Linked DNA regions of Homo sapiens: region 2 is linked to region 1. Evidence: read pairs that join two places in POLR2A ChIA-PET (ENCODE). Cell type or tissue: GM12878. All regions are shown on one strand. Each heading gives the region's core, and the rest is flanking DNA. Links, peaks and the distances in the headings are about the cores only.

Region 1 (5,381 bases), core at 182-5,181:
CAACTCTATAGCCAGCCATCCCATTACTGGGTATATACCCAAAGGACTATAAATCATGCTGCTATAAAGACACATGCACACGTATGTTTATTGCGGCACTATTCACAATAGCAAAGACTTGGAACCAACCCAAATGTCCAACAATGATAGACTGGATTAAGAAAATGTGGCACATATACACCATGGAATACTATGCACCCATAAAAAATGATGAGTTCATGTCCTTTGTAGGGACATGGATGAAATTGGAAATCATCATTCTCAGTAAACTGTCACAAGGACAAAAAACCAAACACCGCATGTTCTCACTCATAGATGGGAATTGAACAATGAGAACACATGGACACAGGAAGGGGAACATCACACTCTGGGGACTGTTGTGGGGTTGGAGGAGGGGGGAGGGATAGCATTAGGAGATATACCTAATGCTAAATGACGAGTTAATGAGTGCAGCACACCAGCATGGCACATGTATACATATGTAACTAACCTGCACATTGTGCACATGTACCCTAAAACTTAAAGTATAATAATAATAAAAATAAAATAAAATAAAATAAATAAAACAACTCTATAGGAAAAATACTAATAATTTGATCAAAAAACGAGCAAAAGATTTGAATAGGCATTTCTCAAAAGAAAACAAATAGCAAACAGACATATGAAAAGGTGCTTATCATTATCATCAGAGAAATGCAAATCAAAACTGCAATGAGATATCATTTCACCCCAGTTAAAATGGCTTATATCCAAAGCCAGGTAATAACAAATACTGGCAAGGATGTGGAGAAAAGGGAACACTTGTACACTGTTGGTGGAATGTATATTAGTACAACCACTATGGAGAACAGTTTGGAGGTTCCTCAAAAAACTAAAAATTGAGCTACTACATCATCCAACAATCCCACTCCTAGGTATATACCCAAAAGAAAGGAAATCAGAATATAGAAAAGATATCCACACTCCTATGTTTGTTGCAGCACTGTTTACAATGGCTAAGATTTGGAAGCAACCTCAGTGCCCATCAACAAAGGAATGGATAAAGAAAATGTGGTATATATACACAATGGAGTTCTATTCAGCCATGAAAAAGAATGAGATTCAGGCATTTGGAACAGCGTGGATGGAACTGGAGGTCATTATGCTAAATGAAATAAGCTAGGAAAAGAAAGACAAACGTCTCATGTTCTCACTTATTTGTGGCATCTAAAAATCAAAACTATTGAACTCCTGGTCATAGAGAGTAGAAGGATAGTTACCAGAGGCTGAGAAGGGTAGTGGGGAGTTGGAGGGGAGGTGGGGATGGTTAGTGGGTACAAAAAATATAGAAAGAATAAGACCTATTTTAATTGCGCAATAGGGTGACTGTAGTCAATAACAATTGTATATTTTTAAATAACTTAAAGAATGTAATTGAATTGTTTGTAATTCAAAGGATAAATGCTTGAGTACTCCATTCTCCATGATGTGATTAATACGCATTGCATGCCTATATCAAAACATCTCATGTATTCCATAACTATATACACCTACTATGTACCCACAAAAAATTTAAAAATAATTTAAAACAGTTTTTTAAAGAAAATACTGATGAAATGAATGGAATTAACTAATTCAAAGTTTTCTAGGATGTGGTAGCAACTCTCTGAAAATCGTCCCCCAGTGGCCACTGCTGCTGGTACTTTCAGGGAAGTGTGGTTCCTTCACTTTGAATCTGGACTGGCCCTGTGACCCATTTTGCACCAATAGAATGAAATGAAAGTGATGTCATGTGACTTTCAATGCTGTGCAGCTTTAGTCTGGTGTGAATGTTCACTCTAAGGCAAGCCAGCTGCTCTGTAAGAAGTCCAAATATAGGCCAGGCCCAGTGGCTCACGTCTGTAATCCCAGCACTTTGGGAGGCCGAGGCAGGCCGATCACGAGGTCAAGAGATCAAGATCATCCTGGCCAATGTGGTGAAACCCCATCTCTACTAAAAATACAAAAATTAGCTGGGCGTGGTGGTGCATGCCTGTAGTTCTAGCTACTCGGGAAGCTGAGGCAGGAGAATTGCTTGAACTCAGGAGGTGGAGGTTGGAGTAAGCTGAGATTGCGCCACTGTACTCCAGCCTGGAGAGAGAGAGAGACTAAAAAAAAAAAATAATAATAATAATAAAAAGAAGTCCAAATATGCTGAGATGCCATGCTGTGAGGAAGTGCAACCCAGCCAGGTACAAAAGTCATGGGGCAAGCTGGCGCAGTGTCTCACGCCTGTAATCCCACACTTTGGGAGGCTGAGGCAGGTGGATCACCTGAGGTCAGGAGTTTGAGACCAGCCTGGACAACATGGTGAAACTCCCGTCTCTACTAAAAAAATACAAAAAGTAGCCAGGTGTGGTGTCGTATGCTAATCTGGAGGCTGCTAATCTCCAGCTAATCTGGAGGCTGAGGCAGGAGGATAGCTTGAACCTGGGAGGCAGAGGTTGTAGTGAGTCAAGATCACGACACTGTGCTTCAGCCTGGGCAACAGAGTGAGACTTCATCTCAAAAAAAAAAAAAAAAAAAAAAAAAAAAAAGCACGGGGCAAAGGTGTGGAGAGAGATTCAGCTAGCCCCTGTTTCTTCCAGTTACTCCAGCTGAGGCATCAGATGTGTGGGTGAAGAAACCACCAGACGCGGTGGCTCACGCCTCTAATACCAGCACTTTGGGAGGCCGAGGCGGGCGGATCACGAGGTCAGGAGTTTGAGACCAGCCTGGCCAACATGCTGAAACCCCGTCTCTACTAAAAGTACAAAAAAGAAAAAAAAAATAGCCGGGCGTGGTGGCGCACGCCTGTAATCCTAGCTACTCAGGAGACTGAGGCAGGAGAACTGGTTGAACACGGGAGGCGGAGGTTGCAGTGAGCTAAGATCGCGCCACTGCGCTCCAGCCTGGGCGACAGAGGGAGAGTCAGTCTCAGAAAAACAACAACATAAAAACAGACTGATCATCTGTAGTTTTTGCACAACTGATCACGCCCTCCACTATCTTGTTCGGCGGTCTCGGCGGTCTGGAATCCTCCTAGGCCAGCGAACCTTACTGAACACTGGCGAGGACTCCGCCTCTAGGAATAGAATCGCGGGGTAGGTGGGGTCGTCTGGAGGTAGCTGGCTCCGCCCGGCCCGCGGGCGAGTCCGGAATACAGTTACCCACCTCAGTTGCCCACCGGAAAGCAAAGGGAGAGGAACCCGCCAGACCAGAAACGGAAGAGAGCGCGGGGGATGTGTTTGGCGTGGGGCGCACTGTTCAGTTGCTCTCCTGGATGGCTTTATGTCTCCGCGGTGTTTCCTAGAGTCTCGGCGTTTCTACCTCTTCGCACCCTTTCCTGCCACCCTTTGTCCCCTGGAAGCCCGGAGACATCAGCGGCTGCAATTTTGCTACTCGCTGCTCGGCGTGGAACTGTCAGGTACCGCAGTTCAGCACTTTTGGCTCCGCAGGTCCTCGGGCATCCCTGTGCCCCGTGCTGTACATTCAGTTATCCTCCAACTTCCTGGTGTCGATGTTATTACCTGCTGGGTTTTAGAAGCTATTGCTTTAAATCTGAGAAAAGAAAAATCCCAGAAAGATAAGATGACTTGCCCAAGGAAACATAGCGTGCGTGGAAGACAGAGCTCCAATTACAAGCCGGGTCGCTGTGCCTCATTCGTCTTGTCATCAACTCCTGTCAGTTTATCCAAGCTCCAAAAGCGAAGTTGTTTTAGCTTTTGCTTCCCAAGATTTATGTGATAGTCTCATTTCTGTTTCCTTCATTTATTCTTTAGTTCATTATTGGAAAACTTTACAGCGTGCCAGTACTGGTCATAAACCCCAAGTAAGACAGTCTTGTCATCACGGAGCGTGTAGTTCCAGCAAGTAGACAATTTAAGTGCTGTGTAGTGAAGTAATTGCTGAGATAGTGTATGGAAGCACAGAGTACACCATTCATCCAACAAGTAATTGCTGGAGGAGCAAATAGGGACACCTAACCATTGCAGGGGCGACTCAGGATATCCTTTCTGGAAGAAAAGTCTGATGAAATCTGAAGGACCACTGGTTGAAGTTAGCCAGGAAAGAAAACGTGTTGCAGCATACTTGGTTTTGCTGTTTATCCTCCGAGTACTTTATTGTTATGAAAGCCTAATTCCACTGTGTAACTTCCATGCATAACACTCAGAAGCCAGTTAAGTACAGTGCTGAAGCAGGTTAGTAGCAGTGAAGATGGGAAGGACCAGCTGAATGGAGGAGAAAAATTGCCCAGGTAGAATTAAGGGGATGTGACATCATGGGATAATGGTAGGGTGGTCAGAGATAGCAAAGATTTCAACTGGCTGCTTTGGAGGATTATGGTATCCTTAACGTTAGCAGAAGAATGCAGATCCGGGGTTGAGAAAGATTTTTACGTATGTTATAATTTTTGGAAAACAGAAAAAATCTGTTTATGTCAGGGGGCATTTTAATATAGAAGTGTGAAAAATGGAAAATCAGTCTGAAAGGGGACGTCTTAAATGTCGTTTTGAAGGTGTTGCATTTGAAGTACTGATGAGATACTGTCAGTGGAAACAAACTCAGGTGGGAGGTTAGGTTTAGAATTTTATGTTAGTGTTATGGAGTTACTTATACATAATTTTCCTGTAATGTAGATTGCTTTCTGTGGTATGAAAGCAGTCTTGAAAGGAAACATTGTAGTAAAGATTATATGTGAGATTCATTCCCCTGATTACCACCTTTCTGTTAAAGTACCTTTAATATTAACTTTATTTTCTTTTTTTGAGACGGAGTTTTGCTCTTGTTGCCCAGGCTGGAGTGCAATGGCACGATCTCGGGTCACCACAATCTCCGCCTCCCGGGTTCAAGCGATTCTCCTGCCTCAGCCTCCTGAGTAGCTGGGATTACAGGCATGCCCCAGCTAATTTTGTATTTTTAGTAGAGATGGGGTTTCTCCATGTTGGCCAGGCTCCAACTCCCGACCTCAGGTGATCGGCCCGCATTGGCCTCTCAAAGTGCTGGGATTACAGGCATGAGCCACCACGCCCGGCCAACTTTATTTATTGTTATTATTATTACTAATTATTTTTGAGATGGAGTCTCACTCTGTGGCCCAGGCTGGAGTACAGTGGCAGGATCTTGGCTCGCTGCAACCTCTGCCTCCCTGGTTCAAGCGATTCTTGTGCCTCAGCCTCCTGAATAGCTGGGACTACAAGCGTACGTTACCACGCCTGGCTCATTTTTGTATTTTTAGTAGAAACGGAGTTTCACTGTGTTGGCCAGGCTGGTCTCGAACTCCAGACCTCAGGTAATCCATCCGCCTCGGCCTCCCAAAATGCTGGGATTACAGGCGTGAGCCGCTGCACCTGACCAGTGTTAACTTTAAGTGTAGAATAATA
Region 2 (5,381 bases), core at 61-5,060, 110 kb after region 1:
CTCTTTTGCCTTGAGGGAGCTGATACTTGCTTTCCCTCCCTCTCAGGAATACTGGGAGGATCAAAGATGATCATAATAAAATTAACAACAATGAGCAGCAGCCATCTGTCAACCATCAAGTAGATTTGAGGGCCATGGGCACTGTATGCATACCCCCAGCTTACAGATGACAATATCCATAGGGAGTATGAGAGCTGAGATGTAAATCCACGTTTTTCTGACTTCAAAGCCCATTTTCTCTCCACTCTATCCTGCCACAACTCAAATAAAAGACAGTAATCAATGGGACCATTTTGTAAGCCCTAAACTACCATTAAAAGTAAGGTATTACTGTTAAATGTGTCTTTAGAATTCTGTATGCAATTCCTAAAGTAAATTTTAAAAAAATCAAGCTCAAAGGCAAGTTATTAATAATAAATGAAAGAAACATGTTTTAAAAACTCACAGGTTTGACACATAGAAAAGGAATTAGATATATGTTGTGTAGCTTCAATGGGCTGAACCTGAACCAATGGGAAGAAGTTGTAGGAGGAGCTATCTCAGCTTAATGTAGGGCAAAACAATTAGAACCACCCTCAGTGATGCTGGCTGGTGTTGGGGTGGGGGATGAGTGCCCTGTGGCTGCTTTCCAGCAGAGGCTGTGTGATCCGCTATTGTGGGTCCCTTTAATGAAGACCCTGTCTTGTGGAGTCCTTTGTCTTTATTGTGGAGTCTCTTTCGGGTTTTTTTATTTTTTGAGATAGAGTCTCATTCTGTTGCCCAGCCTGGAGTGCACTGGTGCAATCTCAGCTCCCTGCAGCCTCAATCTCCTGGGCTCAAGTGATCCTCCCACCTCTGCCTCCTGAGTAGCTGGGACTATAGGTACGCACTACCATGGCCAGCTAATTTTTTGTATTTTTAGTAGAGACAGGGTTTTGCCGTGTTGTCCAGGCTTGTCTGGAATTCCTGGGCTTAAATGAACTGCCCACCTCGGCCTCCCAAAGTGCTGGGATTACCAGCATGAGCCACCATGCCTGCCTCTATTGTGGAGTCTTAACCACAGATCAGATAGTTCCCTAACCTCAGGCAAATAAGGCCATATGAGCACCCAGCCCCTTTATGCACTTTAAAATGTGGCTTCCCAAAACGTTTAAATATACTATATCATGTGAGAAGAATCCCTTGACCCCAGTAGGACAAAAACAGTTTGAATTCCTTTGGCAGAGAAGAAATCGAATTTACCATCTAGTCATGAACCTATCCAGGTACTAGAAACCAAAAGTGTTGTGCCTTTAGGCTGGGCGCGGTGGCTCACTCCTATAATCCTGGCACTTTAGGAGGCCGAGGCAGGCAGGTCACTTGAGGCCAGGAGTTCAAGAAGAGCCTGGCCAACATGGTGAAACCCTGTATCTATTAAAAATACAACAAGTTAGTTGGATGTGGTGGTGTCCCTGTAGTCCCAGCTGCTCAGGAAGCTGAGACAGGAGAATCGGATGCAGTGAGCCAAAAGCGCCACTGCACTCCAGAGTGAGACTCTGTCTCAATAAAAATAAAAATAAAAACAAAAAATAAAAACCAAAAGGGTTGTGCCTTCAAACAATGTTTGCCAAGCAGTCTCACTGTCTCAGGCATGTTGGTACCCACCAGTTTGGAGGAGATGCTCTGTTTGGTCACGGCGCCCACCTCAGGAATACGAGCCTTCACTTGCGCTTTAATGTAGCACTTCTCTCCTCCAGCAAAACGAATTCCTGTGATGCCCTATGAAACAAAAGTGTATCCATCTATCTATCCATTTGTTCATTTATTCGATTTATTGAGTGTCTACTGTGTTCCAGATGCTGTTCCGGGTGCTAGGGATAGGGATGAACAAAAGAGATGGAACTGCCCTCATGGAACTTACCTTTTAGCATTGTTTACCAATAATAAAAAACAGCCGGGCGGCCTGGCGCGGTGGCTCACGCCTGTAATCCCAGCACTTTGGGAGGCCAAGGCAGGCAGATCACGAGGTCAGGAGATCAAGACCATCCTGGCTAACACGGTGAAACCCGATCTCTACTAAAAATACAAAAAAAAAAAAAAAAAAAAAAAATTAGCCAGGCGTGGTGGCGGGCGCCTGTAGTCCCAGCTACTTGGGAGGCTGAGGCAGGAGAATAGGGTGAACCGGGGAGGCGGAGCTTGCAGTGAGCCAAGATTGCGCCACTGCACTCCACAGCCTGGGCAACAGAGCAAGACTCCGTCTCAAAACAAAAACAAAAAACAAACAAAAACAGCCGGACATGGTGGCTTATGCCACCAGAACTTTGGGAGGCCGACGCGGGCAGATCACCTGAGGTCGGGAGTTTGAGACCAGCCTGGCCACCATGGTGAAACCTTGTCTCTACTAAAAATACAAAAATTAGCCGGGTGTGGTAGCGGGCTCCTGTAATCCCAGCTACTTGGGAGGCTGAGGCCGGAGAATCGCTTGAACCCGGGAGGTGGAGGTTGCAGACAGCCAAGATCGCCACTGCACTCCAGCTTGGGTGACAGAACGAGGCTGTCTCAAAAAAATAAAAACAAACAAACAAACAAGAATAGAGATAAAGTCAGGTAATAACTGTTAAGAAGAAAAATAAGACAGGAATGATGAGGTGGTAATTTAGACAGACAGCATAGTCAGGGGAGGTGACTCAATGAGGGGATGATATTTGAGCTGGGACAGAATATGTTAGTTATTCCATCTATATTCACAAGCTCAGATGAAATGCCACCTTCTCCATGCAGCCTTCTCTGAACATCTCAGCCTAAGCAGCTGTCTTTCCTCTGCTTTCCCATAAGTCCTCCTGTCTTCATTCCTCAACTGGGATGCTTACTCAGCTATACACAGCCTACTTAGTTATAAGCTTCTTGAGATCAGTATTTGAATCTTTTCTGTTTTCTTTTTTGGTGACCCCACAAAGCTATTCAAAAGATGTTGGTCAAATTAATTAATTCTGTGAATTCAGAATTTTCCTAGGTTACTGAGCCCAGAGTAAACAGTAAAACTTTCTACAGCACCTGGTTCTGAACTTTCCTTCTATACCTTACCCAAGGACTTAGATGTTTTTTTTTTGTCTCCTGAGAGATATAAACAATATCTTCTCTTGGTCTGCCTAGGGACTGCCTCAAGGGAAACATCAGCCACAAAGCTCCAGTCTTGGCTGAAAGCACAGCCCCGATTCTACCCACAGAGGACATGAGGGGTAACAGGATGCTCTGTCCCAAGAATGTTTACTCTCCTCCTGCTGCTGTTAGTTTCAGGACTAGTGAATCTAAAATAAAGGCCTACAATTTTTATGGTATAATAATGGAGATACTAGCACAAATCTGAACCTTATCAGTCCTCTGTTGAGTTGAGGCAAGTGTTGGAATGATATAGAAATGGTACCAGGGCCAGTGATAAAGAATGGGGGTAGAAAACACTTAAAATCTAGGGATCCTGGCTCAAGATTCAGCCCTTTACAATGAAGAAGAAAATTAAATGTAAGTCATGCTGGAGGGGATTAATGGATAGCTCTACCTTATGTAGTCACAGAGCCAGGAGCCCTACAGAAGCTGGTGAGTAAAGGACTGCAAAACACAGAAGAAAAGGCTCATTCTTCCTCAAGCTCTTTATTATTTGTCTTGTGGCTTAATTAATCATGTATACATATGTAACTCATTTCACCTATTTCTCCCAGCACTACTGCTCACTCAGAGAGACAGGGGCATTATCCCCACTTTACAGAAGAGGAGCTCCGAGGCTCACTGCTGAGGCTTGGCTCTTAACTGCACCTGAATTCACTGTAGAGGGTTTAAGAACACAGACGCCTGGGTCCCTTCCCAGAGATTCCCATTTGATTGGTTTGCTTTGGGGCCCAGGTATTGGGAGCCTTAAAAGCTCCCCAGGTGTTTATAATTTAAAGGGTTGATGCCAGGGTTGAAGACTACCATATGAAAGAGAAAGGTGTTCAAGGTAACAAAGCTTTTAAAGTGATGGCAATAACCTTTGGACCCAAGTTTCTTTTTATCAGTGGTTCACAAACCTTCCCTTGTATCAAAAATCCCCTGGGTCCCCAGCAAAACTTCAGAACAGTCTTCATTAACAACCACACCTTAAGCTACCAAGAAAAATCACAGACACCACCGACGCTGTTTACAGCTAAAAAAAAAAAAAACATACAGAGACTATACTACTGCATGCACCCAGAATGAAAGCTGAAGTGCCCTACCTAACCAACACCAAAAGTCCACACCTATGAAAGCAAATTTAAAAAACTGTAATAAGCAACTATTAAATCAGATGCACAGATATCAACACAAGGACACAGGAAGCATGAAAAAGCAATAAAACATGACACTCCCAGAGGAATACAATAATTCTCCAGCAACAGATCACAATCAAAAACAAATTTATGAAATCCCAGAAAAAAAATTAAATATTGATATTAAAGAAGCTCCGTGAGATACAAGAGAATACTGAAAAACATGACAAAGAAATCAGAAAGACAATTTAGGATATGAATGAGAAATTTAATAAGGAGATGTATATTATGAAAAAGAACGAAATAGAAATTATAGAACTGAAGAATTCATTGAATGAAATACAATATACACTTAAAAGATTCAACAATAGAAGCCAGGCACAGTGGCTCACACCTGTAATCCCAGCACTTTGGGAGGCCAAGGTGAGTGGATCGCCTGAGGTCAGGAGTTCGAGACCAGCCTGGCCAACTATAAACCCCATCTCTACTAAAAATACAAAAAAATAAAAAATAGCTGGCCATGGTGGTGCACGCCTGTTATCCCAGTTACTCGAGGCTGAGGCAGGAGAATCGCTTGAACTCAGGAGGTGGATGTTGCAGTGAGTTGAAATGGCACCACCGCACTTCAGCCTGGGTGACAGAGCCAGACTCCGTCTCAAATAAAAAAAAATGATTCAACAATAGACTATTTCAGGCATCTCAGAACTTGAAGAGAAGTCTTTTGAAATAACCCAGTCAGACAAAAATAAATAAAAAAGAATAAAAAAGGGCCAAGCATAGTGTCTCATGCCTGTAATCCCAACACTTTGGGAGGCTGAGGCAGAAGGACTGCTTGAGCCCAGGAGTTCGCAACCAGCCTGCACAACATGGTGAGACCCCATTTCTACAAAAAAATTTTAAAAATTAGCTAGGTGTGGTGGTGTGTGCCTGTAGTCCCAGCTACTTGGAAGGGAGAAGGATCACTGGTATATATATATATATCCACAATGGAATACTATTTGGCCATAGAAAAGAATGAAATCATGTCATTTCCAGTAACATGGATGGAACCAGAGGTCATTATGTTAAATGAAATAAGCCAGGCACAGAAAGACAAATGTCATATGTTCTCTCTCCTATGTGGGAGCTAAAAAAGTTGATCTC

What was found. ChIA-PET counts read pairs that join two places held together with the same protein. Peaks named below come from ENCODE experiments on the same cell type or tissue, not always from the same donor. Only the 100,000 strongest peaks of a DNase experiment are listed, where the experiment ranks them.
Region 2: POLR2A ChIA-PET joins it to region 1 with 16 read pairs; 2 of 35 experiments call an interaction of 5 or more read pairs at or near these places.

The regions. Positions count from the first base shown.
Region 1 is chr13:52,614,259-52,619,639 of GRCh38, forward strand. It overlaps a transcript of HNRNPA1L2 not described here. Among named protein-coding and RNA genes, the nearest start is that of LINC00345, 17 kb to the left of the region's middle. RefSeq lists enhancers at 2,582-2,701, 3,092-3,311. In GM12878, for the core only: no CTCF peak of the experiment used is centred there; a DNase peak (open chromatin) is centred at 3,163; H3K4me3 peaks cover 2,394 bases; H3K27ac peaks cover 830 bases.
Region 2 is chr13:52,722,374-52,727,754 of GRCh38, forward strand. CNMD (chondromodulin) reads right to left here. Exons shown (of 7, transcript NM_007015.3): 4 at 1,624-1,737. Among named protein-coding and RNA genes, the nearest start is that of CNMD, 15 kb to the right of the region's middle. RefSeq lists a silencer at 1-47. In GM12878, for the core only: no CTCF peak of the experiment used is centred there; no DNase peak of the experiment used is centred there.